Linked DNA regions of Homo sapiens: regions 1, 2, 3, 4, 6 and 7 are each linked to region 5. The links are chromatin loops, found by intact Hi-C in ENCODE. Cell type or tissue: dorsolateral prefrontal cortex. All regions are shown on one strand.

Region 1 (4,000 bases), 75 kb before region 5:
AACAGTGTAGCCTCACTAGTGAAACAGGTCAGATTTTAACATTACCGCACATGCCACTGCTTGGTTTCAACCATCCTCTAGCACATTCTGAGGATCATTAGGAGCATATTAGAACATGACCATTTTATCTTCACTTTACCTTAAAAATATTTCCATAAGGACAGTCATTTATTTGCATGAGTTGGTTTTAACATAAACCCTAGGGGCAGTCAGCTGACCTGTTAAGTCCACTTGGGATGAATACCCTCTCCAGAGGTGGGTTACACAGCAGTCTGAACTGCAAATCAAAAGCCCACTCTCCAACTACCTTTATCTGTACCAGCCAAGTTAAAGAATTCAGATAAGAGGATGAATAATATTTTTTTTTTTGGTGGTAAAAATGCATGGCCTCTTGTCTGTGGCCACAATATCTTCAGGCATACAACCCCCTCCCAGGAGAATAAGGTGTAGCAATCTAGCACCACTTCCACCCCCAGAATCCCCCTCAGGGTGATGCGCAGTTGATGGAGTCTGTGTTTTGAGGTTTCTGGAGGCTCTGACCCCGAAATGCTACCAAAAGGTTAACTGATTCCTGCAGAGAATAACATATCTGGCTGGAGATCCCTCCATGCAAAGTCCCTGTCTGAGGACTTAAGGGAACACAGACCTGAGGTTTCAGAACAGGCTGCAGGGCTGCGGTTTTCCTGCCCTTTTGCTAGCCTACATTATGAGGAAACAGAATCCAGTCCCAGACTCGCTCTCCTCATTAAGATGCCACCTGGCAGGAAAGCTGTGGAGAGAGGGGCCTCCGTCCCACCCCAGGCCCCACCACTGTAGTGAGGTGTCCTTACAGCCAGCTCAATACCGAGGGCCACGGAGTCAGCTGAGTCCACATCACAACACTGACAGATGGTAGCACTAACAGGGAGACGACTCGAGGCAGGGAGGGGCGCCAGGATGAATGCCGGCTTCTCCCATCCAGGCAGCCGCACCTGTGCGGCGGCGACCGGCGAGCCTCGGCTCCCTGGGGCGGCCCCACAGGTGTCGCGGGCAGCCAGCTCAGGGCCCGCTCCCGCAGAAGACCCAGCGAGCACGCGAAGGAGGTCGGCGCCGGCTGGCAAGGCGACCTCTCCCGGGTCAAGCTCTCCTTGATGAAGGTGGTGGACTCCGAGGGGCACCAGCACGCACAGCCAGGCGCAGGGGCAGCCAGAAAACCCAGGACCGCTGCGCCCTGCTGGGGAAAACCGCAGTACCCGAGTTCGCATCCCTCGAGGCCACGTGCAGGCTCCCGACCCGGGAGGGCGGGTCCCATAGCCGCTGCGGAACCGGCAAGTCCCCACCACGCCCCTTCCCGTCCCGGGACCCCCGGCCACGCTGCCCACCTCTGCGCGGGGAGCCGTCGATGCTCTCGGCGCTGGACGAGTGCGCTTCGGCCGGGGCCCGCCGCAGGCTGAAGTAGCCGCGTGGCCGCGAGGCTCCGCTCCGTGGCGAGGGCCCGCCGCCCGGGCCCCCGTCCCTGCGCGCGAAGATGCCGCTGAAGAAGCGCAGCAGCCGGTGCTCCGAGGCCGCGCCGGCCCCGGCCGCCGCCCGCGCGCGCTCCAGCCGCTGCAGGTCGCTGTTGTCCAGCGTGCGGTTCTTGCTCTTACTGCGTTCCCAACGCTCCAGGTCCGAGAGCGCGTCGTTCTTGCTGAGCACCTCGCCCACGTCCAGGGTGTTGCGCTTCTCCGAGGCGGGCTGCGTGGCGGTCGCGGGCTCCAGGGTGGTCCCGGCCGCGGCCTCGTCGCACGGCGCCCAGGCCAGGCTCCCGGAGCTGCTGTGGCGCCTTCCGCCGCCCAGTGTCCGGCCTTGCGGCGCCTCAGGCCCGCTCCAGTGCCTGAAGCTCAGGCTCCGCCGCAGGGGCGCGGCCCGGGCCCCCTCCACGTCGGGGCTGCCGGACGCGGGCGAGCCGCGTCCCTCCTCCTCGGCCGGGGCGCTGCCGGCCAGGTCCGCGGGTTCCAGGCCGCGTGCGCACGGCCGGAGCCGCCCCAGTTCCAGCTGCCCGGTGCTGCGGGTGCGGAAGGTGCGGAAATCCCAAGCGCGCGGCCGGGGACCCTCCGGTTCCTCGGCGCCCTCCGCCTCCTCGGCCTCCTCCTCAAGCCTCCCGGGCGCGTCCGGGGAGCGCGCGGGCCGGGGCCGCCGAACCGGGCGTGGGTCCGGGCCGCCGGAGCCCGGCGCGGCCAGCTGCTCCTTCCTGACCATGGTCACGGAGATGCGGTAGACAGTCTTTCTGGGGGGCGTCCCGCGCGGCATCGCGTCCGCGGGTGGCGACGCGGGCTCGCCACTGCCGTCCAACAAGTACATGTCGCCCGCGCGCTGGGGCCCCGCCGCATCCAGCGAGCCCGCGGGCCGGGAGGGCGCCGGGCCAAGCGGGGAGGGCAGGCGGGCCGGGAGTGTGGCCCACGCCCCCCGCTGACCGCGAGGGCCGCACTCAGGCTGCGGGGACGGCGCCCCTGGCACCCGCCGGCCCGTGCGCCGCGCCGCCCGAGTGCCGGGGTCCGGGCCCGGGGCGCCGAGCCATGGGCCGGCGGGGCCAAGCGAGGCGGCCGGTCAGGCGCTAGAGCGCTCTCGCCGGCAGGTGCGGCCGCGGTGCGCAGGGCCCAGGGCAGGCGGCGGCGCCCGCGGCTTCATTGTCTACGACGCGGGGCCCGTGCGCATCCTCCCGCTCCGGCTGCACAGCTCGGCGGTTCCGCAGCCTCCGCCACTCCCTGGGCTCCGGGACGCGCGGACAGCTGCACCGGCTGCGGCCGAAGGGTGGCGGGTGGCGGGCGGCGGGCGGCGGTTTAAAATGGAAACGCGCGCCGGGGCGGGGCGGGCGACGGGGGCCGACGTGCAAGGGACCGCGGGCCGCGCGCCCAGCCGGGCTGGCCGAGTCCCGGGAGCGCGGCGGCGGCGGCGGCGGCGAGCGCGGCGGCGTGCAGGCCCAAGCGCCGGGATGGATCGACGCAGCGCGGACCGGAGCCTCCGAGGGGCCCAGCCCAGCACCAGCCTGCACCCTAAAACCACGCCCACTCTGGGGCTTGGCCTGCAAGAACAAAACGAGGGGCATGTCTCACCTGCTGCGCGTTTAAATGAGGCATCTTTCCTAACCATGCAGCCTCGAAGATGCAACTCATGTGACTTGTTTAAAAAACAGTCTTTGGTACCTGTTACCGCCAACCTCACCTAGGAACAAGTGGGCTTCCAGGAAGACAAGAACAAAGAGATGTGACTGTGAGGGTGCTGTGTACACCAATGCCATCCCAATGAAGGGCCACAGTCTGTCTCCTAACATAATTCTGTCTTTATTGTTTTCATTTTCAATTATCAATAACCTCACCCCAGATAAACCTCCATGGCTACGATACTGCCTCTGTGCAAAACTTCTAAAATAATCTTGTAGGGTTATTTTACCAATGTGTGGGGAAGGATTCCTTACAGGTAAGCACTTGCTCCCCATGACAACAGACAGGAGAATACTGCGGTTAAGAGCAAGCAGACAGACGTGCCTGCCCGCAAGCCAGGCTTATTCACTGACAAACCACTTGCTTTTCCACCTGTAAAACAGGGGTGCCAATAAAAGCTCCTAAACTTTGAGCATTCCTGTGAAGATTAAATTGGTTAAAATCCTATGTGCCAGGCATTCTGTGTACATGCTAAATATTCACCATTAATAATGAAAACTGAACTTCTCTTCCATCAAATCCTCGATTTCCTACCTGGTGGGCTGATAGATACTGGTCTAGGATGTTATCGGAGGCCACAATATTTAGACATAGATGATCAACTTATCAGTTCCTCAAGCTGTCTTAAACACAGATGTATTGTTTCAGAGTTTCCTTGATGAAAAGTTTCAGAAGGAAAAATACAATGTCCCCTAATCACACCACATGCTTACACGACCTTCTCCAGGCCTAGAAATGCCACAGCTTGCTACAGGCTGTTTCTGGGCAAGGTGCTGGCGGCCAGGCCAGGTGGAAGCATTACTTTGGGATTTGCTATTTGC
Region 2 (4,000 bases), 210 kb after region 5:
ATTGATGATGGTGCTGGTTGCACAACTCCGCGAATATACTGAAAACCATTGAACTGTGCACTTTAATGGGGTGAACTGTACAGTATGTGATTTGTTTCTCAAGTCGTTAAAAAGTACACCATAAAATTAATAAAAATATATCAAAGTGGGAAAAGGCATTTGTCTGTAATTGAAAAGGAAAGAATACTTAGAATATGTAAGGAAATACTGCAAACCAACAAGACAAGGATACGAACAGGCAATTTACAGAAGAAAAAAACTCAAAGAATAACAATCATGTGAAGAGATACTTCAACTCCCCTACAGAAAGAAATGCAAATTAAAACTATAATGAGACTTCACTTTATTAGACTGGCAAAAATTGGAAGAATAGCAGCTGGATAGTGCTCATGTTGGCAGGGCTGTGGCCTACGGGGACCCCCATGCTCTGATGTTAGGAGGGTAGACTGGTACATTCCTTGAGAGATCAATCTGGAAGAGTTCAGGTAAGCATGCCCTTGGAATTCCGTGGGATTCTGTGGAATTTATATGCACACGCATACCACCACCAATCTTCTCTGTGTCGATGAGGGCATAGCTCAGTGTGTTTATCTGTATGTGGTGGGGTATGAAGACAACTGGGCACCCATCACTTGGGGGGTGATGAGATAGAATGTGGCAGACACCACAGGGATCTGTATAGTCCTTCCAATCGATGGAGGAGGGGTGCACTTAGCCACATGAATGCACCTTTGTGCAGTATGAAAAAATTAAGCAGCAGGCTGGGCACGGTGGCTCACGCCTGTAATCCCAGCTCTTTAGGAGGCCGAGCAGGGCAGATCACCTGAGGTTAGGAGTTCAAGACCAGCCTGACCAACATGGTGAAACCCCATCTGTACTAAAAATACAAAAATTAGCCTGGCATAACCTGGGAGACAGAGGTTGCAGTGAGCTGAGATTGCACCATTGCATTCTAGCCTGGGCAACAAGAGCGAAACTCTGTCTCAAAAAAATAAAAAAAAAGAAAAAAAAAAGAAAAAATTAAGAAGCAGCTAGGCAAGGCAACCTTATTTGTGGAAGTCATACAGGTACACACCAAGAAACAGGCACTTTCTAAGGTTACATCTAAATAACAAGATGCATATTATCCATTGGCCTGGTTGCCTAGGATGGGGTGGTTAAAAAGGAGTGAAAAGAGGCAAAATAAATAATAAGATGAGAGAAGGGAGATTAAAAAATACTTTATACGGTTCTAGTCTTCCCACTGTCTAGAGAAAGCAACCTATGAGCTTTTCTTCACACACCTCTTTCTAGTTTAACCCATTTGTGCCTGAGGTTGCTATTTTTTGAGTTTTTGCAATCAGACCTTGGCAATGACCTTGAGCAGTAGGGAATAAATAACTCCCATATGCTCAGTGTTCCAATAATGGAACACTAGGCATACATATGTTTTAATGAGCTCAAGTGGCCCCTCTAGAACTCTTTTTTTTTACAATGCCCATTCCCAGGCCAGAGCTTTGCAGCTTCTTTTTCTGTTGGTCTGGGGTAGGAACCTAAATTGTGTATTTTTAACAGTCTCACTTTGTGATTCTGACATAGGTGGCCCTTAGTCCATTTGAGAAGCTGATCAAGACCGACTTTGACTTCCCTGTTTTGGACATGTCCACCCCTTGCTCACTGCTGCTGGACTTGGCCTTGGTCTGATCTGTGCTGTCTCATCTTGCCCCTCTAGGATCGGCTGTCTGCTCTGCACTAACCCAGCCGCTAGCCTGGTCCCTGTTCTGGCTTTGCTGGGTGGACGTGGCATTGGCCCTGACCATCTGCCTTGCTGGCCTTCATTACAGCCAGACCCCCACTCAGGGCTCGCAGCTCCTGTGGTCTCATCCCCAAGAACCAAGACAGGGCAATGTCTCTTACTGCCTGTAAGAGCTTGTCGTCCAGGCCTGGAGCAAGAGCCACTGTGGACCCCAGAGCCACAGGAACGCCTCTGCCTGCGGCGGATGCCTGGCCAGGCTGAGGCACGCGTGGGAAAGTGCTAATCAGGACTTTTCTCTCTGGGTGGCTCGCACCATCCTGGCAGAAAGGCAGTGGGTCACTGTGTGGCCACACAGCCCAGAGCCATTCAGGGGGCAGGAGGGAACATGCAGAGCGGAAATGAAATGTCCCCTCTCAGAGCTGCCAGGCCAGATGACGTGCCCCGAACAGTCGCGACTTTCTTTGTGAGGACCAGGGCTGCATAATGCGCATCCCCGAATAGAGCCCCGTCACCCGGGAGACAGAGGCCTTTTCTTTCGCAGGCTGGTGACTTCACTGTACATTCCCAGGCCGCGGGAAGCACTGGGAAGCCTCTCTTCCGCCAGGCCTCGGACAATGCCGGGGAAGCAGGGGAGGCGCTCGCGGGGGCCTGGACATGGGCAGCGCCGGCGGAGAGAGGTCCACATTGCCACGCTGGTCATGTCGAGCCCAGGCTGGCCACAAAAACGGCCTCTGTGAATGGGGATCAGCGGGGCAGGGGCTGGTTTCCTTTCACCCCTCCATGAAGAGGAGGCTGAGATGGAAAACAGCAGGCGAAGAAGGAGCTGGGGAGCCGGGGTTGGATAAGCACAGGCCCAGCGCTCCATCACACGCTGACTGTCCCCTGGCAGGGACTGGAATGTACATGAACGAGTTCTGGAAGCTCTAGAGACTGTCTTCTTAACTGTAAAAGGAGCTCCCAATGGCCACTTATGGGATGGCTATGGGATTAAATTTCACTAAGTGCATAATAGTCCTTGCAAGATAAGTTAGGAATTCTTCAATAGACACTGCCCCAAAACTGTACTATGGGCCAGACAATTAGCCCTTATTAATATCAATGGATACAATCTTAAGAATAGTTTGCAGCCAGGCGCGGTGGCTCAAGCCTGTAATCCCAGCACTTTGGGAGGCCGAGGTGGGCAGATCACGAAGTCAGGAGATCGAGACCACGGTGAAACCCCGTCTCTACTAAAAATATAAAAAGTTAGCCGGCGGCAGTGGCGGGTGCCTGTAGTCCCAGCTACTCAGGAGGCTGAGGCAGGAGAATGGCGTGAACCCGGGAGGCGGAGCTTGCAGTGAGCCGAGATCGCGCCACTGCACTCCAGCCTGGGTGACAGAGCCAGACTCCGTCTCAAAAAATAAAATAAAACAAAATAAAAATAAAAAATAAAAAAAAAACTTTGCAAAACAGATTTTCTTATTTCATCTCATGGGCCCACTTTGCAGTTGAAGACATTGAAACTCAGATGGTTTAGGTAAGGTACCCACCCAGCGCACAGGAATTGGCAGATCTTTCATCTCCAAGTTCAGTGATTCTTCCCCTGTGCCAACGATGTGTCTTTTCTATGTCCCAATAGTTTACCCAACTGGGAATTCTGCCCTTTCTGGAAAATTTGACCTAGCCTCTGCTCAACACAGAAGTGATTCATTTTCAGATCACCGTCCGCGGACAGCCCCTACATTGTCTGGCCTGACCTATTTCTCCTCCCTCTACTCAGGGCAGATGGAAAATTTTCTTCCCAGCTGTGCCTTCTCTTTGAGATTGCCCACCACTCTTCTGATGGCCTGATTTGAGACTATCCCCTCTGCTGTATACCCAGCATTGGCGAGGCCAGGTCAGGCAGGCATCCAACCTCAGCCACGGAATTCAACCAGCAGCTGTGCACTCATGCAGCTGGCAGCTTCAGAGGACAAATGCTAGCATTTCCTCCAATTCAGGGGGCTTCTTAGAGTTTAATTCTCACTGACTTCTCTTGGCACTGGGCAGGACGAGGGTCTTAGTACAGTGACCCTGGAGTGCTAGCCTTTATTGTGGTCTTTAACATGACTGGTCCTGCAGAGATCCATGTGGTAGAAGAAATTCCAGCCCTTCATTATCATTTGGGCCCTTTTCTTTTCTAACAGGTGAGTGTATGATGGTCACTGGCACTATGATTGACTGACAGAAGAACACCAGAGACACTCAATAGAGGAGGGCATGGGGACCAGGTGTCTACCTAAGGCA
Region 3 (4,000 bases), 98 kb after region 5:
AGACCAGGAGGGCCTTAATTCTGGCGAGGCAAGGCTGGTCATGAGTGACACCAACAGAGACCGAGCCTCGCAGGGTGAGCAACAGGCAGAGAAGGCGGCATCTCAAAGAGCACCTGCACCACAACTGAGAAGCATGAGTAAGCTGGACTCACAAGGAACGCCCGCATTGTGGAGGTCCCGGGTGCCGGCAAGGTACGAGAGCTCACCTGGAAGCAACTAAAAGCCAACTGAGTGTTATTTTTAAGGAGGGGACTGCAAACCTGCCACCTTTCATTCAACTTGAAGGATTATGAACATGGCCAATGGTGACAAAGAAACATGACACTTATCCACAGCAGGAAGAAAATGTTTGTTTCCCTAAACATGCACACCTGCATCAACCGGACTAAATACATTTCCACATGAAAACAAATGCTTCTGGAAGTTTTGCCACAGTCAGCTGCTTTACAGAGAACAGAATACTTTAGGTTCTTTGGGGCCTTCTCAAACCCTCTTGCCTTGGGTGGCGGAAACAAGCTTGGGATGCTTTGCACACACGGCCTATGGGAAGTATGAATAACAGGGGCTCCGCAATCTCACACGGCGACAGAGGGCCAGAGGTGAGGTCGGACGGGCCCAGCTCACCGCTCTCGCACAAGTGTCCTAAGCTTTCTGGCCTCAGCAGTGCGTCTGTGTACAAGATCGCTGCAGGACGAACTGAGATGATGCACCTCAGACACTCCGCACTCTGTGGGACACACATGCTCAACAGAGCAGCTGTATCATGGGACAAAGTGGGGAACCCTGACCCATCTTCCCAGGTCCCCCAAACACTGGGGCTGAGATACTACTAAGGGGTCCTGGAATCTCCCTGTGGAAATGCCCTTAAGAAGTGCAGGGCAGGGTTCTCCTGCCAAGTGCCAGGCCAGTGGAGAGCCTGGGTTTCCTCTCATCGGCCACCTGGTGGGGATGGAGGCTTGTGGGCTGGATGAGGGCTCAACCTCAGAGGAAGGCCAACCTTCCCGGCGATGCGTGGGAACCTGGGAATCGGGCCGCCTGGCTGAATGAGCTGGCTGGGCTATCACTCACATCACGGTCCTGCTGCTGGCAAGCTGAATTACGATGTGTGACTGCTAAGAGAGGCTTTATCCTTGAAAGAAGAACAAGCTTTATTGAACAAGAAAGGCAGTTAATTCATCTACCTCAATGCCATCAACCCCCGATGGACTTTTCTAAGGAGAACCAGAGGGGAAACTAACACACGCTGTTCAGACTGGAGGCGAGATGGCTCTCAGGCTCATTTCTGGGCATGGTGGCTGCGGAGGCTCCAGAGACGACACAGCTGTGTGGCTACATTTCACAGCATGCCATGCCCCATAGGACATCCCAGAAACCTGATCAGATAAATCTGGAACAATCAGCAATGCTTCCTTAAACTCTAGTGATTTGGGGGTGAAGGGAGGGGGGAATAAACCTCTCAATGTACAAAACAAAAATTGGGGGAAAAAAACTGTTCTCTTCTGACAAGCTAGTGTTTTAAAACAAGACTGAGGGCAAAATCACCTGTATCCCATGCCTACAAACAGGATTACGGATGTGTTTTTATTTGGGAGCCTTGGTGGGCCTTTCAACTAAAATATGTTTAGTCCATCGTTAAGAGATTTTACAACCCAGACCCACCTCCACGCGCTCTGAAATAAGCATTAGCCAAAACATCCTTCCCCTGGACAAGGCTGCACCTCACTCCAACAGCAAAAATTCCTGAAGATGCCAGAAAACAGTGAAGTTTTGAGTAGGGTGCAGCCAAATGTGGGAATTTTGTGCCAACAAGAGAAACCCTATCTTCAAAAGCTCTTCATAACGTTAAGAAGTGCCCGGCCGGGCACGGTGGCTCACACCTGTAATCCCAGCACTTTGGGAGGCCAAGGTGGGTGGATCACGAGGTTAGGAGACGGAGACCATACCGGCTAACACAATGAAACCCCGTCTCTACTAAAAAAACAGAAAAAATTAGCCAGGCGAGGTGGTGGGCGCCTGTAGTCCCAGCTACTCGGGAGGCTGAGGCAGGAGAATGGCGTGAACCCGGGGCGGAGCCTGCAGTGAGCCGAGATTGCGCCGCTGCACTCCAGCCTGGGCGACAGAGCGAGACTCCGTCTCAAAACAAAAAAAGAAGTGCCCACATCACGGTAGTCCAGAAGCTTGGGAAGTCAGACCCCAATTCTGTGTATGCACATACAGAGGAAGGGGAAAAAATCCCTAGCTGGAAATCTTCTAAAATGTGGCCAGCTTTCTATTTGGTGGGACAAGTGACTTTTTGAGCCATTTGTTATGATGTGCACCTGCTGTCCTGATTGGAAACAGTTAGACTTTAAAACCTCCAAGGTGCACGCACAGGCAGGGGCAGCTCTCTGCCCCTGCAGGGAGCCCTCTGCAGTTACTGTGATGTTCCAGCGCAGGCTTAGTTGCCAGCACTGGGTTCCTGCCATCCACATGCAGTGTGGAGACAGAAACTCCATTCAAATGATCCCTTGGTTCAGATCAGACTTCAAACCACCTCAGTCAAATGTTAAGGAGGTCATTATCCCTCCCTGAACCTCCACCCGCTCCTCCATAAAATGAGGATGAGGAAGCTACCCACCCACCCTCACAGGGTTGGTGAAGCCACACAATGAGACTATACATGCAAAAATATTTCTGTTAAAGTTCTACAGAAATGAAAAGTGGTATCATTATTGATAACAGAAGAACATGCAAAGAACAGCAGCATGTCTGAGTGGTTCTTAAGCCTCACTAAATTAACTACAGCTCCACATAATGTAGACATCCCTATTTCTAAGAGAAAAATAACAGCATCACCCCAGTCCCAAACAGGATTCACCCAATGATTCTAAGCCTTATTAAAAATGACAAGGATCCCGGCCAAGAAGGGGCCTAAAATCTCAAATCGCAAAGGTAGGCATCGTGCTGTCAAAAAAAACCATCATCTAGGAACGACGCATTTTTTTTTTCTTTTAAGGGAGAAAGGAAAATGCAACCACATCCTCTTGCTAGAAAGTCAAACTGCTTTGCTGGAAGTGCTTGAGCCCCAGAGCTCAGCTTCAAGAATGGGAAATAAAAACGAGGTGTTGTGAACCCCACTCAGCCAGAGGTCTTCATGCAGCAAAAGAGGCTCTCAGCCAGGTGCCTTCAATACCTGACGCCGGCTTTCACAGTGTTTCATCAGACTTCTGTGGATGCAGCCAGAGAGCCAGGAAGAACCATCTGAAATGAGCACCGTGCAGCCTTCACAGCTCCCGTAACAGACGCAGAGCTGGAGCTCTGGAGGAACCTTGCTGCAACACCACCTGATCATCAGCAGATGGGTCCAGGTCCCACCGCCACTCATCACGAGTCATGCAGAGGCAGACAGAGCCCATCTCTTGAGGAATCCACAGAGCATCTTAAGTCACCAACAAGGCAGCCAGGTGACCTCATGGGAGACAGATACACACAAAGGGCTAGGACCCCATAAGGCTGGAGCTCCACCCGGATCCTCCCCTGGAATTAACAAGTCCCCCAAGGGTATAGTCTGCCAGTCATCCAGCCTGGCTGGGACATGGTTCAAGTCTACAGGGCTGCCAAATGCCAAGGGCTCAGCAACACAACATCCACTTTCTCCACCTAACTGGCCAAGTTTCAAACCAAAGCACTTCGGGGTTAGTAGTTCAGACTACATAGTGCCAAGGCAAAGCCTCTCTGTGGGCTGATACCCTCTCCCTCACAGAGGGAGGAGGCTGGGCAACGCCAGCACCAGGCTTTCAGGCACATTCCTGCCGGCTTTGGGCCATTCTCAATGTTCCTCAATAGAGGTCTTACCGGCCAGTCTGTATTATGGACAAGCCACTCTGCAGGCTTTTTACCATCACTGGCCAACAGCGCTGAGAAGGGAGAAAGTGCTGATCAACTGTGGCTAAGATATGACTCCACACTGTCCACGCACATGCCACCTGGTGCCCCAGGTGAGTCTTGGCCGGACCAAAGG
Region 4 (4,000 bases), 91 kb after region 5:
GACAGATTCTGGGCAGCTGCTCCATTCAGGGCTGTGCAGGTACTGATGCTCAGCATTAAAGAGACGACTCACGACTACAGAGCAGTCACCCAGAGAAACGGCAGGAGGTCCTAAGTCAGGGTCGCCCCAGCGCGAGGTAACCAGCTGCCCACGAGCTCCAGGGAGAAAGACTCAGCAAGCGGCCACTCCAGCTCCCTCCAAGCTCAAGTCCTGTGAGAGACGATAATGTACACAAGACTGGAAGAAAAAGTCACCAAAACAAACCTTGCCCATACCCTGTGGGCAGACGGCTGAGGTGTCTATGCCACCTGCTCTGCCATTCACTTCCCGAGGCCCCGCCCTCATTCTCTCCCAGCTTTGCAAACCGTCAGCACAGGAAAGAGGATGAACATGGATGTGAGTGAGGAAAACAAGAGTGTGTGCTTAGCTTTCGTGTGTGGCTTTGCATCTCACTGGCCCTGCCCATACAGACCCGGCTTCCGGTGGCTCCTAACCAAGAATGTTCCCAGTGGCATCCTATTTTCAAAACAAGAAACTCTTGGACAAATAAATTCAAGTTTCTATGTAAAATTCTGAATTTTATGTCCAGAAAACCCCCCAAAAGACAATATCATAGTCATCACAGTTCAATTTTTTTTTTTTTTGAGACAAGATCTCACTCTGGCACCCAGGGTGGAGCGCAGTGATGCAATCATAGCTCACTGCAGCCTGCAACTCCTTGGCTCAAGTGATCCTCCTGCCTCAGCCACTCAAGTAGCTAGGACTAAAGGCACTTGCCACTGTGCCTAGGCTGGTCTCAAACTCCTGGCCTCAAGCAATCCTCCCACTTCGGCCTCCCGAAGCGCTGAGATTACAAGCATTAGCCACCGCACCTGGCTTCAAATTTTTTAAAATATTGAAACCCGAGCTAAATAAATAAATAAATAAAACAGGGCCGGGCACAGTGGCTCATGCCTGTAATCCCAGCACTTTGGGAGGCCAAGGCGGGTAGATCACCTGAGGTCAGGAGTTTGAGACCGGCCTGGCCAACGTGGTGAAACCCTATCTCTACTAAAAACATAAAAATTAGTTGGGTGTGGTGGTGCATGCCTGTAGTCCCCGCTACTCAGGAGGCTGAGGCAGGCGAATCACTTGAACCTGGGAGGCAAAGGCTGCAGTGAGCTGAGATCACACCACTGCACTCCAGCCTGGGCGACAGAGCAAGATTCCGTCTTAAAAAAAAAAAAAAAAAAAGAAAAGAATTTTAAAAAAAGCACTCCCCTCTCCAAGCAGGATCCATAATCAGTAGTAGACCGTCCAACAAAAGGTCTCCCAGCCTGCTCTCGGGGGCTGTCAAGGATCACTTATCATTCGGCCGCCTACCCCGCTCTTCCCAGGCTGAAGTGACTCTGTTCTGGATGCTCCAATCCTAGTACCCACTAGCCTGGAAAGCCCTCCTGACTGCTACCTGGCTTCCAGGATCTCTCCCTGGACTCCGCCCCATCTCCCAGGCCCCTCCCACACAGCCTTGTGTGGCTGCGATCTCTACCTGTATCAGTGGCTCCTGGGGGAGATCTGAAGGGCCCTGAGTGTCCCACACATCTGCCTGTTCTCCCAGCTTCAAAAACTGCGCTCTGCCCAGTGCAGAGGCTTGATAAAATCTTGTCTATTGATTCTCACATTAGCCACTTCCCCTACTAAACAAAGTGAGTATAAACTTGGTCCTCCCACCACCATCCCTCAAAATAAATATTTGCCATTGCAAAGCCACCAGAGAAATCCACACACGCACACACTGCCCTCACTCAATCCATGGCCCCGCGTGTCCTTCCTGGCTCTGGCCTTGTTTAGCACTGGCCTTTGTGGAGGGGGATGGGCAGCTCCCAGGACACAGCGCTGGAACAAAGAAAATTACTCCTTGAGTTGGCAACACTTAGCTTTTTTTCTTCTTTTGTGTCTTCAGCATAATTGCTACAAACAACAAAAACTGAATAATGCTAATACGTAACTATGAAGGCCATAACACAGTTTAGGCCAAACATACAGAGTGAATTCCCTTTCAAAGACCAACACAGATCCAGTGGGTTATCTAAAACCCAGCACAGGGATGGATTGAGGCTGCTTGGGGCTCAGCCAGAAAGAGTCCCCCAGTTGACAACTGACTTCTGCCAGGAGCCAAGGAGAGCCAAAGGGGCCCCTGTTCCAGTCCCAGAGGAACTGCGCCCTCTTCCTGGTGAGGGATTTCGCTCACACAGCTCCATGCACACAGCCGTCATTATTCAACTAACAAGGAATTAATAGCCTGCAGACAATCCAAAAGTTTAAAAACCTAATCTCTAAGTGCTGGAAATGCATTAGCCATGCAAACATTTGTTTATGAACAAACAACTGAAAGAATGAAAATCAGCAAAAGGAGACAAACGGCCATCCTGAGTGTCATAAAATGAACCTTGAAAGCACTGAAAGGTTTCCCAGATAGGGGCTGCTGGGCTGCAGGAGCGGCTTCACGAGCAGCTACGTCCAACCCACAGAGAGAAAGACACAGCCCAGCACACACCCGACAGAAATGAGGCCATATGGGCACCAAAAGGCAAGTGAGAATCTGCACAGTGGTGCTATTCATGACAGCCCCAAAACAGGCAGCCACTCAAACACTGACAGCCCCCGAAACAGGCAGCCACTCAAACACTGACAGCCCCCGAAACAGGCAACCACTCACACACTGACAGCCCCCGAAACAGGCAGCCACTCAAACACTGACAGCCCCCGAAACAGGCAGCCACTCAAACACTGACAGCCCCCGAAACAGGCAGCCACTCAAACACTGACAGCCCCCGAAACAGGCAACCACTCAAGCACATATCACAGGCAGAAGAGACCAATAAATGGGGGCTACAATTTCTAACGACCCTCACGACAGATGAGTCTGTGCTGGCCACTGAACTGGATGCTGGTCCCACATGTGATCAGTTTGTGAAAACTTTCTCCTTTATGACTTGGGCACCTTTCTCTGTTATGTGTCAAAAAAAAAAGAGAGTTCGAGGCTGGGCGTGGTGGCTCAAGCCTGTAAACCTAAGACTTAGGGAGGCCAAGGCAACATAGCGAGACCCCATCTCTACAAAAAAAATTAAAAAATTAGTCGGGCATGGTGGTGCGTGCCTGTGGTCCCAGCTATTTGGGAGGCCAAGGCAGGAGGATCGCTTCAGGAAAGCAAGGCTTCAGTGAGCCACGATCGTGCCACTGTACTTCAGCCTGATTGACAGAGACTGTCTCAAAAATTAAAAACTAGGCCAGGCACAGTGGCTCATGCCTGTAATCCCAGCACTCTGGGAGGCTGAGGCAGGTGGATTGCTTGAGTCCAGAATGTCAAGACCAGCCCAGGCAACATGGTGAAACCCCGTCTCTACTGAAAATCCAATGAATTAGCCAGGCATGGTGCACATCTGGAGTCCCAGCTACTTGGCGGGGGCTGAGGTGGGAGGATTACTTGAGTCTGGGAGGTTGAGGCTACAAATGAGCCCCAATAGTGCCACTGCACTTCAGCCTAAGCAACAGAGTGAGACCCTGTCTCAAAAAATAAATAAATAAATACTAACAAGTTCCAAGAAATAAAAGAGTTTGAAGTGGTCTCAATCCCACCAATTCCAAACCCAAACTTCAAGTACTACATGGACACTCAGAGACCCAGGCTTGATTGTTGAAGCTAAAATTAACACAATGCTGTTCCCCGCCAATCACACCATCCCCTCCCAAATCAGGTTCACCAGGCTGAACTTCCAGCAGGAGCAGTCTCGTCAGAACAGGAGCAGATACGCGATCCCGGCTCACAGCAGCACCCCAGACCTTCGAAAACAACAACAAAGGGGGTGCAGACAGGCTTCCGGAAACGCCCTCCCTGGAAAATATGCTGGATTCTCCCCCACTGAAAAGGGCAGCTCAACGCACAAACAGGATGGAAATTCAGGGCAATCAGCTCTTTCCAAATCAATTTCTTTTTCATTACATAAGCTAGCCAGCACTT
Region 5 (4,000 bases):
CGCGTGCACGCTCCACACAAAGGAAACACGGGAGCGCGTGCACGCTCCACACAAAGGAAACACGGGAGCGCGTGCACGCTCCACACAAAGGAAACACGGGAGCGCGTGCACGCTCCACACAAAGGAAACACGGGAGCGCGTGCACGCTCCACACAAAGGAAACACGGGAGCGCGTGCACGCTCCACACACAGGAAACACGGGAGCGCGTGCACGCTCCACACAGACAGGGCCCCAGCGGGAATCCATTTTTTTCATCACCAACGTTAGAACAAATCCATGTCATTCGAGGGCGTGCTGCACATTTTTGGGTAACCCTAAAATAATAATAGTATCAATTGTGCAGTAAGGTGGTTGCAATGTTTTCCTTTACAAGCAGTCTGGACAGTTATTTACAGCTGGAGACACCCCTTAGGGTCAACTAGTCTGAAGCTCAGGAGACAGGGAAAAAGGAAAGGAAGTGACGGAAAGACTGGCCAAGCAAGGGGTGCTTGCTGGGTGGCCAAGGTGTGTGGCCCTGGAGGGGCCAAGGCCTTGCATGAAGGGCTGTGTGTGGCAGAGGACAAAGCAAGCCCCGTCCTCATCTCTGGGAGCTGTGCTTGCAGAGTGGAGGTGGCCCTGAGCACACAACATTCACTCCCAATTCTGCTCCACACGTCCTGAGCACCTCCAGTGCCCCCAGCTCTGCCCTGGAGGCGGGCAACAAGGGTGACAACGCTGAACCACAGGGCATCCCTGGCCTTGGTGGTTGAAGGGGCATCTTTCCACATAGAAGAACTCAGGAGCTGGAGTCTGGAACCTTAACTCTTTTGATCTCCCTTAATCTGGCTGTGATGAGTCGGCTGGGGCTGCTATCACAAAGACCACCGGCAGAGGCACTTCAACAACACACGTTTACCTCTCACAGTTCTGGCAGCTGGAAGTCCAAGTTCAAGGTACTGGTCAATTTGGTTCCTGGTGAGGCCTCTTCCTGCAGAAGCCATATCTCCTCATGATGTCCTCATAGGGTACAGAGCAAGCGCTCCTGAGGGGCATTCGTGCCACCACAAGGGGTCCACTCCCATGACCTGATACCTCCCACAGACCCACCTCCTAATACCATCACACGGGGTTGCAGGGACACAATTCAGTCGACAGCCCCGGCCTTGGGAAACATCATTGCTTTTCTCATCACTAGGACTGGGGCACAAGAGAGGAAGAGTGAAAGCTGATTGACCTCCGAGGTTTCTCTTCTATCTAAAAGTCTATTATTCTAAAAATAAATTTAACAACATCTTCTTACACAATCCCCTCAAATACAGCCATACGATGACACAGCACCTGCAACCAGGAACCCGGGAAGGGTCTCTCCAACTCTGCCTGCCTTTCCCCAGACCAGGGACCAGCAGCCGGGGTGCTACCTGTGGCTCACCAGAAACACAGACTCTCAGGTCCACCTTGCCTTGCTGAATCCAAATCTGCAGGTAACAAGGTCCCAAGGTGACTCCAGGCACACCGGAGTTAAGCAGCTGGAGTAAGTCTCTGGGATGCCCCTCCCCAGGTAGACTCCTGTCCTCAAGGTCCTTGGGGCTCCAGTCTGAGACTCTATTTCCTCAAAACTCTGTAGTGCCCCACAGGCATCTGGACAGTCCCACCTGTCTAGTTTGAGCATCTGTTAAATAACAGTGAATACACATCCATGGCCGGGTTCTGACTCCGTTTAATCACCTTAGATGGAGCTGGGAATGTTTACAGTGTTCATGGATAGCTGTGCCACTTAGACTTGACATGAAGTTAGACTGAAGGCTGTGCTTATGGGTGATTTCCATGGAAAGACGGCATCACTGTTAGGAGCACAGCTGGCTCTTAGGGCACACAATTCACAGGGCTGCGATTTTCACAACCACTTCCAGGAGCATAGCTTCATAACATCAGAAACATCTGCCGGCCCCTGTACACAGTACGCAAAGTAATACATTACTGCTTCATTCTGAGACGAAACACTTTGACCTTGTGCTTCTCCATCATAGTTTAAGAAGCTGCCCTAGTTTATGTTGATTTATTCTTAAACAGTTCTTAGCAAGGCAAGTAAACGTATAATTTTTCTTAATTTTCAAAGACAACGGAAACTTTCCCAAATAGCCTTTGCCACCTCATATCGCTGTCAACTGCTAGTTTTTGTTAATTTCACATCAATCATCGGCTATAAATATTTGTGCCATATCAGCAGGGGATTTATTAGTGAGCACGCTTTAGCAATGCATCTGCCCAAACACCAAGCATGAGGGACAGTTTGTTTACGCATCTCACTCCCTCCACCTGCTGGTGGCTGCTGGAAATGAGTCCCCCAAAAATCCAGCCTTCACTTTGTAGGAAGTGGCACTGACAAATCCACCTAGTACTGCTTTACTTAGCTGTAAGTAACAGCATAATTGAAAGTGCTATACGTGTTTATCAGAACAAAAACACAGGAGCAGGCACATTAAGGCAGCAGCAGGCCCAGGAGTGAGAGTAAGCTGAGTTCTGGACTTCAGCTACACTTCCTTCCTGAGAATGTATTTCAGTGCCCACTGGACCTATGTGCTTCTGGTCAGTTTCACGGTTTCCGGCCCCTCGAGGGTGTGCTCCCCAGGAAGGCTGCCTTTCTAAGAGTCAGCTCCCAATACTGGTGAGAAGCCCAGGAGCTGTTTCCAGGCATCAAGACCATGCTGGCCAGATCCCTTACAAACCTTCAGTTTTCCTCCCCTTCCCCTGGAGGCTGGGCTGCACTTACTCCTCTCCCAAGCCGTCTGAGTCAAGGCTGCCCCTTATTCTCTGAAACTCCCTTTCTGCAAAACACACTGGAGTTCTTCAGGTCTGCAACAGGCCCCTCTGGCGCCACACCCGCCTCACCTGGGTCATTCCGTCCACATGCCGGGAGGTGCCCTCTCCTCCTTGCCAGTGCCAGCCTGGTGCTCTGGTTCCAGCTACCTCCTCTAGATAGCAGCAGATGAAACTTTCTTTAAAAAATATGTTGATACTTTTACATCATAAAAAAAAAAAAAAAAAAAAAAACAGCAATCTGGGCCGGGCGCAGTGGCTCACGCCTGTAATCCCAGCACTCTGGGAGGCCGAGGCAGGTGGATCACTTGAGGCCAGGAGTCCAAGACCAGCCTGGTCAACATGGTGAGACCCCATCCCTACTAAAAATACAAAAAATTTAGCTGGGTGTGGTGGCATGCATCTGTAATCCCTGCTACTTGGGACGCCAAGGCAGAATTGCTTGAACCCGGAAGATGGAGGTTGCAGCGAGCCGAGATCACATCACTGCACACCAGCCTGGGTAACAGAGCAAGACTCCCTCTCAAAACAAACAGCAATCTGGAAAACTCCGCATCATATTGTCAATTCTTCTTTAAAATTGATAAATCTCATGAAATGCTGAACACAGTACCTGGCCCACAGAGATGCTCTACCCATCAGAGGAAGGAAGGACAGAAGAAAGAAAGCCAAAAGGAAACTCATTTACAAAGAACAGCAAGAGACAGAAAGTTATTCCTCCTCTCAAGGAAGAAAGGAGAGTACAGAGGAGGAGACGCTACCTCTGATCCTCATTTTGTTTTTCAGGTTCAGTAATAAAACTAATATTTAAATATGAAAAAAAAAAAACCCCAGAATGCCTATTTGCTACAGATATTATAATCTTCCTAGTCACCAGAAGGGGGCAGCATCTTAAAAGCCATGTAAGAACTGTATTCTGTCTCTAGAGTAAGAAGCTGAAGTACTAAGTCTATTTGAAAAGCAAACGCCTATCAGATGCTATTTAACATCTCAATCTCCACTTCCTTAACACCGCTTGAAAACTATCCTTACTACATGTGCACCTATGATTATTACTAAATAAAAATCTTCATTAAACTTATGTATACTCTCAAATTCACCTTAGAATTTGATTGATTTTTTTTCCTTCTCTTCTTTTTCCTTTTGAGACAGGGTCTTGCTTGCTCTGTCCCCCAGGCTGGAGTTCAGTGACACAATCATGGC
Region 6 (4,000 bases), 160 kb after region 5:
AAAGACTAAGATGACAACTGGCTCCATTGAAGGGCAAGATAATAGTAATAATATCAATTAATCAATTAATTAACCTAGTAATTTAGTAAATAGTTATGGAATGCACTCAACAACATTTCTGGGGAAATGTGAGTAAACAAGTCCAAGTCCTCGCCCTCATGGGATTAGCACTCTGTTTAGGAGAGGCGGACAATAAACAAATACATGTGTAAAACATCGGTGTGTCAGCTGATGACATGTGTTGAAACTAGGGAATGGGGCCGGGCGCAGTGGCTCATGCCTGCAATCCCAGCACTTTGGGAGGCCGAGGCAGGTGGATCACCTGAGGTCAGGAGTTTGAGAGCAGCCTGACCAACATGGTGAAACCCCATCTCTACTAAAAAAATACAAAAAATATTAGCCGGGCGTTGTGGCGCATGCCTGTAATCACAGCTACTCAGGAGGCTGAGGCAGGAGAATCGTTTGAACCCAGGAGGCGGAGGTTGTGGTGAGCCAAGAGTGCACCATGGCACTCCAGTCTGGGCAACAAGAGCGAAACTCCATCTCATAAAAAAAAAAAAAAAAAAGAGAAAGTAGGGAATGGGACAGGGAGTGCCAGATCGGGAGAGTGCGAGATCAGGGTGGTCAGAACAGGGTTCATTGAGAGGTGACATTTGACCTCTGCGTGTGGAGTTGCTTACTTCCCTGGCGAAAAGCATGTCCGGCAATGGAAAGAGGCAGTGTACTGGCTGGGGATCTGGTCTGCTGAGACAGAGCCTTATATAATGTTGCGTAGTCACAGACTGACATCCCATCACCTTTGCCATATTCTGTTAGTTGGAAGCAAGTGACAGGTCTTGCCCACACCCAAGCAGAGGGCACCACAGGAAGGTGCCAACACCAGGAAGCTGGGATCATGGGGACTGTTTCAGAGTCTTTCCACAACAGGGCATTTTTCAAGGAGGCCAAATGGCATTTGAGGTTCAGAAACCCACCTCTCTGACAACAGCCCACCTAAGCACATGGAGAGTTTCTCTGTCCTACAAGTTTATTGAGAACGGGGACCTCTGCCTTATGTATTCCTGTACGTTCAGATTCTAGCTCAACGCCAGACACATAGTTGGCACTCAAAAAAAATGTTTGTGGCAATGAATTAAACGAATGAAGTTGTGTTGCATTACAGAATAGTGAAGTAACTGGCAAAGGGGGACCATTCCGTCCAACACTGAAGGAGATGGAGAAGACGAAGGTGAAAGAAGGTACAAAATAAACACATCTGAAATGGAAAGGGAATGGATATAGACAGTTTTGCATGCTTTCTGAAATATTTAAGATCTTCTTATTATTAAAGAGTTGTGTAAGGCAGTCACTAGGAACGAGAAATTGTCCCCCTCCAACAGGGCATGCTGTGCACATGATAAGCCTTTCCTGATAGGGAGGTTGGAGGAGCAGATGAGCAGAACACCGAATCTGGGGGACATCCTCAGGAGGGTCCCCAAACCTTATGATATTGTTAGGGTGAAGGGTTTACAGTCTGACCTGGATTATATTTCATGCAGTCATGAACAGCTGTGGGAAAATTATGACCACAGAGCATTGATTAACTGACCAATGTCAACATAAATGATGGTTTTTGGTGGGGTATAGTGGCTTAAGCCTGTAATCCCAACACTTTGGGAGGCCAACAGGTGAATTGCTTGACCTCCGGAGTTCGAGACCAACCTGCGCAACATGGTGAAACTTTGTCTCTACCAAAAATATAAAAACTAGCAAGATGTGGTGGCACACACCTGTGGTCCTAGCTATTCAGGAGGCTGAGGTGGGAGGATCACTGGAGCCCAGGTGGTGGAGGTTGCAGTGAGCTGTGATCATGTCACTGTACTCCAGCCTGGGTGACAGAGCAGGACCCTGTCTCAAAAAAAAAAGAAAGAAAGAAAGAAAAAAGGATAGTTTTCTATAGTGCTTCACCTGGTCCTGGTCAACATTTAAAAAACCTGAAGCTCCCTTGCTCAGTAGGGTCTATTGCTCTTTGGTGACATTTGTTCAAGTCACAGTTCCTCAGCTTAGATCAGCTGTGTCACTGGCCTTGCACAGTTCCCTTCCTGGCTATGATGGATGCCAAGGTGGCTGTCTTCCAAGTTCCGTCATTTCCACTGCACTCATTAGATCTTGTGTTGCTCAGCCTTATATCAGCAGTGTCAGTTCCTCTCCTAGCCGTGGCCATCTTCTTAGCGTGAACTTGTTATTAAAACTAGCTAAGACCTTTCCAGAGGCTCTTCTTTTAGCCAAATGAGACATCTGGTGGACACCCAGCTCCTCCATATATTTCAAACCACACTTTGTTTTTGCGATGGATTTGTGATTTAGGATGTAGGATGTGTGTGATTTAGGTGTAGGATGGAGTCATATGCCTCCTCTGAAAGGCCACACTTTCTCCCAGCTGAGTTGTTTTCCTTTCCTGGAATCAGCCTTCTTCTCCCCCCACTCCTCTCCTCCCCAAATGAGTTTCTACTCTTTCTCCATAGTTGCATTTACAAGCTCAAAATTCTGCCTAACTCAGCTGACAGTTTCAAGGCAAGCTTAGAGCAGCTCCCTTTGGTGTACAAAATGAGAATTCTTTTTAATGATGGTGAAATATTTAAGGCTGAATTATACTACTCAACTTAAACCCTTTAATGGAAATTACAAAAATATTTCCCTTATAACCATTTAAACCTGCCAAAAAGGTCACGAATGTGCAAGGAAGCATTTCAAGGTCACGCTGGAGACCGTGTCCTGGGCTGTGATTCAATTTTCGGTTGGGAGGAGGGCACACATGTGAAGTGGCGTCCCTTCTAGCTTTGGGGAAGTTATTTCTGTAAGTCCGGGGAATGTCTCCGTGGGTCCTGGGCAAGTGGCTCTTTTCTCGGCTATGTTCTCCGAGGGGAGAGAGCCTGTCTGCTTGGGTCAAGTCATGTCCTGTGAAGCCAGAGTGCTGTGAAGGTTCTTGGCACGGACTAGCTTTTGTGCCCTTAGCCACAGTGGTCTTTCCCTTGGGCTCCTTCCAACAGGATGGTGTGGGCATACGGTGCCAAATGGCCCTGAAATAGAGTCAGGGATGTGAGCACAGAGTAGACAGCTGCCTTGTAGCCTGACATCCGCCTAAACGCCCCACTCCATTCACAGGGCACAGGAAGAAAACCTGCTTACGTTCACATCACAGACCGGCATGAGTGCATTCTCACAGTTGAATTTTCTATATTTAGGCTTTTCCTTCATCTAGGGAAGCACCTGCAGGTTACTAATACCCCAAGGTGCTGATTGTTTTTTTTTTTTTTTCTAGAAATCAACACATCTAGGGGTTAATAGGCTAGAATGACACAAAAATAGTCCGGTACTTGCAACCACTAAAATATGTTAAAAACGAGCAGAGGAGTTATTCTAGACAGTTGGCACAAAAGTCAGAGCATCTTACTAAATAAAAGCTCATCTTGGAAACTTAGCATTGCTTTATTATACAAGTAATATGTGATCATTGCTGAAATATCGGAAGATTCAGATAAAGCAGGAGAAAACATGGGGAAAATACTTGTAATCAGAGGTAGCATTTAAGGACTTCTGAATGTCCTTGCAGAGTATTCCCCGTGTTATGTGGAAATAAATCACATGCCATTTATAACCTTTTTTTTTTTTTTTTTTTTGGGATGGAGTCTCACTCTGTCGCCCAGGCTGGAGTGCAGTATCCTGGCTCACTGCAACCTCTGCCTCCCAGGTTCAAGCGATTCTCCTGCCTCAGCCTCTTGAGTAGCTGGGATTACAGGCACCCACCGCCACATCTGGCTAATTTTTTTTTTGTATTTTTAGTGGTGATGGGGTTTCACCATGTTGGTCAGGCTGGTCTCGAACTCCTGACCTCAAATGATCCACCCACCTCGGCCTCCCAAAGTGCAGGGATTACAGGCGTGAGCCACCTTGCCCAGCCAGAACCTGCTTTTTTACTTAATATATTATGAATAACTTTCTATATTGATTAATTTATTTC
Region 7 (4,000 bases), 460 kb after region 5:
TCTGGTAGCTGTGGATACCTGGCCTGGGGAGACAGAGAGGGGTGAATAGTTCAGTTTAGTCACATGAGGCCTTTCAGCAACTGCAGAAAGCTCACAAGCTAGCCATCCTGAAGCCTGTTCTGATGACCTGTCACAGGAATGACTGGGTTGATTTCAGGAGCCATGGCAACCACTTTGGGGCCAATGGCCTGTGGTATTATCCCTGGAAGGTTCAGAGATTTTCAGACCCCAATATTTAGGAAAAAAAACAGGCCTCCTTGAGGCAGGATACTAAGAAGGAACCCTTCTTCATAACCAGATCCTGCAGGCAGGGCTCATGTTGTTGACTTATTTATTTGTTTCTACAAAGCAGGCAGCCAGATTCTCAAGGCAGTGGGTGGGTTTGCCCGGGTGCAGATGACAGTGGGGGTGTTGGCATTGTCTGAAGTATGTTGAACAAGAAAAATAAAAACAACTAAAATCCAACTGCTTTTTATTATCATCATATGCCAGCAATCCTAAACAATGTCAATAATAAAAAATACTCCCACGTGAAAAAGAATCTTGTTTTCTATTTGTTTATTTATTTATTTTTGGTCTCAGTCAAAAACAACTGCTGTAGTCACTGTTTTAATGATATATATGTAAGCTTCAGCAGAGCACCTTTGTTACTACTCACTTTACTAAACATTGTATTCTGCATGGAAGGTAATTCAGAGAACTCCCTGTTATGTGGATGGGGTTTGATAAGGCTGTGGGGTGCAGTTTGGATCTCCCACTCCAGTCTATGCATAACCCCTCTAACAGGGGATTTGCAACCAGTTGTGGCAGCATGGAGAAGCAAAGACCAAGAACCAGAATGCTGGTGGCTCATGCCTGTAATTCCAGCACTTTGGGAGGCCAAGACAGGAGGATTGCTTGAGACCAGGAGTACATGACCAGCCAGGAGTTCATGACCAGCCTCAGCAATATATTGAGACCCCAATCTCTACCAAAAAAATTTCTAAAAATTGACCAGGTGTGGTGGCATGCGTCTGTAATCCTAGTTATTCAGGAGGCTGAAGGGGAAGACTCACTTGAGTCCAGGAGTTTGAGGCTGCACTGAGCTAAGATCATGCCACTGCACTTCAGCCTGAGCGACAGAGCAAGACCCTGTGTTTAAAAACAAAAGCAGCAACAACAACAGACCCCCTCTTTCACGTTGTGTGCCCAGCTGAAGTTTTAACTTTTGTTTACAATTTAGAGCGGTGAGACAGTGACACTTTGGAGGTGTAATATTTTTATTTGGTTTACTTCATATGTCAACTATTGGTGGAATTTAAATAATATCTTGAAAATGAAGTGTATTCTGTAGTCATTGTCAATTGTTTTAAAACAAAAGTAAATCGAGCAAATAAAATTTACAAAAATGAAATGATTTAGTAGTTGCCTAAACCGTATCTTCTGTAGATGATTCAGTTTGATTAACATCTACTTATTGGTTACTGGACAATTATTTGCACAAAATATTACACCAAACTGTTACCAAGGCGTCAAAGTTGAAACCAAGATGTAGATTTTTAGACTCTTGGGAAAAAAACCAGGCCTTATTTCCTTTTTTGTATTATGATGTTTGCTTTATTTTTATTCATTTGTTTTTTTAATTATATTTATGAAATTCAATAAAAGAAAAATTTTCACTGGTAATGTTTCCTTTCTGGCCATCACTATTATTTGTTTCATTTTATAATCACCATAGCAAGTAATCCTATCTTATATAGAGAGAGGTGTTGAAACATAAGCTGCTCGGGGGGTCAAACATGCTGGGCACACCAGGTGACTGCCATCTTCTTCCGTCCCCGGGAACTTCATTTCTCCTACTGGAACGTGGCGTGGGAACCACTCACTACGTGTGGGGTTAGAGTCCTTTCGCCCCCTGGTGGTTGCGTGAACATTGGTTGCAGGGATGAACAGCTCTGGGCCTCCATCCCGCACATCGTCCATACCCTCAAGCAGCAACGCAGATGGACTCGAGGTGCGGTGTTCGCCTACTGCCTTGTGGAGTCCGACGCTGTGTCTCCCTCCACGATCCGGTTTTGGGGCTCAGATGCTGCAGAGTTGCTCCAATTATTTTTATATAGAGAGGGATAGATTACCCTCAGAAAGAAAGGGGACAAAGACCCTGCCTCCCTTTACCTCAGGCTCAGAAATATGAAACTATGCCTGAGGGGTTGGGGTATCTCTAATGTGATGAATTGAAAGGAAGGACCCTGGAATCCTGAGAGGAAATCCACCTCAAGAAATGGGGGAGACTGGAACCATGAGCACTGAAGGTTCACACCACCGTCTAAAGGCTGGCTCCGGGTCAGCTGAGTGGTGATAAGGGACACCATTTGGATGCAGCAACCCTGGTACCATTTGTGTCTGGTGAAAGAGGCCTCCCCGAGTGTAAACTGAAAGAATATCTTCAAGAGTGAATTGGAGGAGGGCTGTCCAAGGGTGAATTGGAAAAGGTTTATCCAAGAGTGAATTGGAAGAGGCTCCCCATGAATGAATTGGAAGGGGCTTGTCCAAGGATTGAAAGAGCTCACCCAGGTGTGAATTGGAAGGGTGTGTGTCCAAGGGTGAATTGGAATGGGCTTGTCCAAGGGTGAATTGGAAGAGGCTCACCCAAGTGTGAACTGGAAAGATGCTTGTCCAAGTGTGAACTGGAAAGGACTTGTCCAAGGGTGAATTGAAAGAGGCTCACTCAAGTGTGAATTGGAAGGAGGCTTCTCCAGGAGTGGATTGGAATGACCTTGTCCAAGGGTGAATTGGAAGGAGCTTGTCCAAGTGTGAATTGAAAGAGGCTCATCCAAGTGTTAATTGAAAGGAGGCTTGTCCGAGGGTGAACTGGAAGGGGCCTGTCCAAGGGTGAATTGGAAGGGGCCTGTCTGAGGGTGAACTGGAAGGGGCCTGTCCGAGGGTGAACTGGAAGGGGCCTGTCCGAGGGTGAACTGGAAGGGGCTTGTCCAAGGGTGAATTGGAAGAGGCTCACCCAAGTGTGAATTGGAAGGGGCTTGTCCAGGGGTGAATTGGAAGGGGCTTATCCAAGGGTGAGTTGTAAGATGTTACACTTGGGGTCCAGGCAGCTTTTCTGTGGGATACTCCTGATTCCATATCCTCCTTCTCTTGAGGAATCATCATAGTCTAGATACAAAGGGGATGGTCTATTCTACCAGTGAAGGGAACAGGCACCTATCAGACAGCTCAGATGCTGGACTGATTCGTGAACGTGTACAAGCACCTCTAGGCTTATTTAGGAATGCCTGAGCAAAAAAGTATTCAGAAAAAGTTTGGATCCATTTCAGAAGAGCCGGTGGGGGCCTTTGAGTCTGGGCATAAATGTCAATATGGCCTCATTTGTATTCCAGCAGCAAAGCCTGCAGCAAAGAACAAGTCACAAATTACAAAGTCAACCCCCTAAAGCAATAAGATCCCAGTAACATTATGCACCACAGGGCTAAGCGGCTTATAGGAACTAATCAATTCAGTCATTTGCAATCTACTTCTAGAGAAATTGTTATGTGTCCAGGCACTGGCTATTTAAGCAAGAAACATGCTTGCTTTTTTCAAAAGAGCTGCAATCTTTTTTGCTCTATAGGTATATACTGCATCCAGAAAAATGTCAGCAGAAAGTCATCTTTAATGGCAGTTTTTTTGAGAGCTCAGAAACAAAGGAGGTACAAGAGGGAAAAGAGACCAAAAAGAGGTATACAAGCATCAGGGAAGGAACACGCTAAAAAAATCAATCAAAGCAAGCCAGGAAAAGCAGTTGCAGACCACAGGGACATTAGTGAGAGAGAGCTGCTGCTGAAAGGAGCTCCCAAACCACAGCTTGGGCTTGACTCTGAGCTCCCCACACTGCTAGGACAGTGCTGGAGGCATAGCTGCACTCCTGGAGCCCCAGGAAGCCCAGTCTGTATCATCATCATTTCCCACCAATAGTCTCTGCCCTCCCTCTAGGACCCTTCTGGCTCCCCACAGCTCCCGCTGTGATCTC

What was found. Hi-C counts contacts between places; a loop is a spot of excess contacts. Peaks named below come from ENCODE experiments on the same cell type or tissue, not always from the same donor. Only the 100,000 strongest peaks of a DNase experiment are listed, where the experiment ranks them.
Region 1: it touches region 5 in a loop (6-fold over the local background); 73 of 110 quality-filtered maps call a loop at or near these places.
Region 2: a loop joins it to region 5, with 4 times the contacts of the local background. A loop is called at or near these places in 3 of 110 quality-filtered maps.
Region 3: a loop joins it to region 5, with 5 times the contacts of the local background. A loop is called at or near these places in 36 of 110 quality-filtered maps.
Region 4: a loop joins it to region 5, with 5 times the contacts of the local background. A loop is called at or near these places in 36 of 110 quality-filtered maps.
Region 6: a loop joins it to region 5, with 5 times the contacts of the local background. A loop is called at or near these places in 43 of 110 quality-filtered maps.
Region 7: a loop joins it to region 5, with 4 times the contacts of the local background. A loop is called at or near these places in 94 of 110 quality-filtered maps.

What each region holds. Positions count from the first base shown.
Region 1 is chr2:235,668,419-235,672,418 of GRCh38, reverse strand. The region is part of intron 1 of AGAP1 (ArfGAP with GTPase domain, ankyrin repeat and PH domain 1); the gene reads right to left. Among named protein-coding and RNA genes, the nearest start is that of TNRC17, 150 kb to the right of the region's middle. In dorsolateral prefrontal cortex, a CTCF peak has its summit at 1,624; DNase peaks (open chromatin) are centred at 887, 1,618 and 2,878; H3K4me3 peaks cover 3,008 bases; H3K27ac peaks cover 3,413 bases.
Region 2 is chr2:235,383,096-235,387,095 of GRCh38, reverse strand. No RefSeq gene overlaps it. Among named protein-coding and RNA genes, the nearest start is that of AGAP1, 110 kb to the left of the region's middle. In dorsolateral prefrontal cortex, no CTCF peak of the experiment used is centred here; DNase peaks (open chromatin) are centred at 2,275 and 3,608; H3K4me3 peaks cover 1,066 bases; H3K27ac peaks cover 2,651 bases.
Region 3 is chr2:235,495,751-235,499,750 of GRCh38, reverse strand. All of the region lies in intron 1 of AGAP1 (ArfGAP with GTPase domain, ankyrin repeat and PH domain 1), which reads right to left. Among named protein-coding and RNA genes, the nearest start is that of AGAP1, 3.7 kb to the right of the region's middle. RefSeq lists an enhancer at 3,581-4,000. In dorsolateral prefrontal cortex, no CTCF peak of the experiment used is centred here; DNase peaks (open chromatin) are centred at 1,012, 2,440 and 3,264; H3K4me3 peaks cover 2,463 bases; H3K27ac peaks cover 1,241 bases.
Region 4 is chr2:235,503,163-235,507,162 of GRCh38, reverse strand. All of the region lies in intron 1 of AGAP1 (ArfGAP with GTPase domain, ankyrin repeat and PH domain 1), which reads right to left. AGAP1-IT1 (AGAP1 intronic transcript 1) reads right to left here and starts at 1,412. Exons shown (of 2, transcript NR_131900.1): 1 at 1,363-1,412; 2 at 1-210. RefSeq lists an enhancer at 1,614-2,120. In dorsolateral prefrontal cortex, a CTCF peak has its summit at 2,209; DNase peaks (open chromatin) are centred at 1,830 and 2,182; H3K4me3 peaks cover 1,144 bases; H3K27ac peaks cover 1,386 bases.
Region 5 is chr2:235,593,915-235,597,914 of GRCh38, reverse strand. All of the region lies in intron 1 of AGAP1 (ArfGAP with GTPase domain, ankyrin repeat and PH domain 1), which reads right to left. Among named protein-coding and RNA genes, the nearest start is that of TNRC17, 78 kb to the right of the region's middle. RefSeq lists enhancers at 285-1,137, 2,136-2,430. In dorsolateral prefrontal cortex, CTCF peaks have their summits at 2,063, 2,289 (motif pointing left), 3,480 and 3,685 (motif pointing right); a DNase peak (open chromatin) is centred at 2,294; H3K27ac peaks cover 2,290 bases.
Region 6 is chr2:235,432,251-235,436,250 of GRCh38, reverse strand. No RefSeq gene overlaps it. Among named protein-coding and RNA genes, the nearest start is that of AGAP1, 60 kb to the left of the region's middle. In dorsolateral prefrontal cortex, CTCF peaks have their summits at 2,085 and 2,284; a DNase peak (open chromatin) is centred at 2,110; H3K4me3 peaks cover 1,429 bases; H3K27ac peaks cover 1,588 bases.
Region 7 is chr2:235,134,050-235,138,049 of GRCh38, reverse strand. No RefSeq gene overlaps it. Among named protein-coding and RNA genes, the nearest start is that of SH3BP4, 180 kb to the right of the region's middle. RefSeq lists a silencer at 732-946. In dorsolateral prefrontal cortex, CTCF peaks have their summits at 1,670 and 1,876 (motif pointing left); a DNase peak (open chromatin) is centred at 1,889.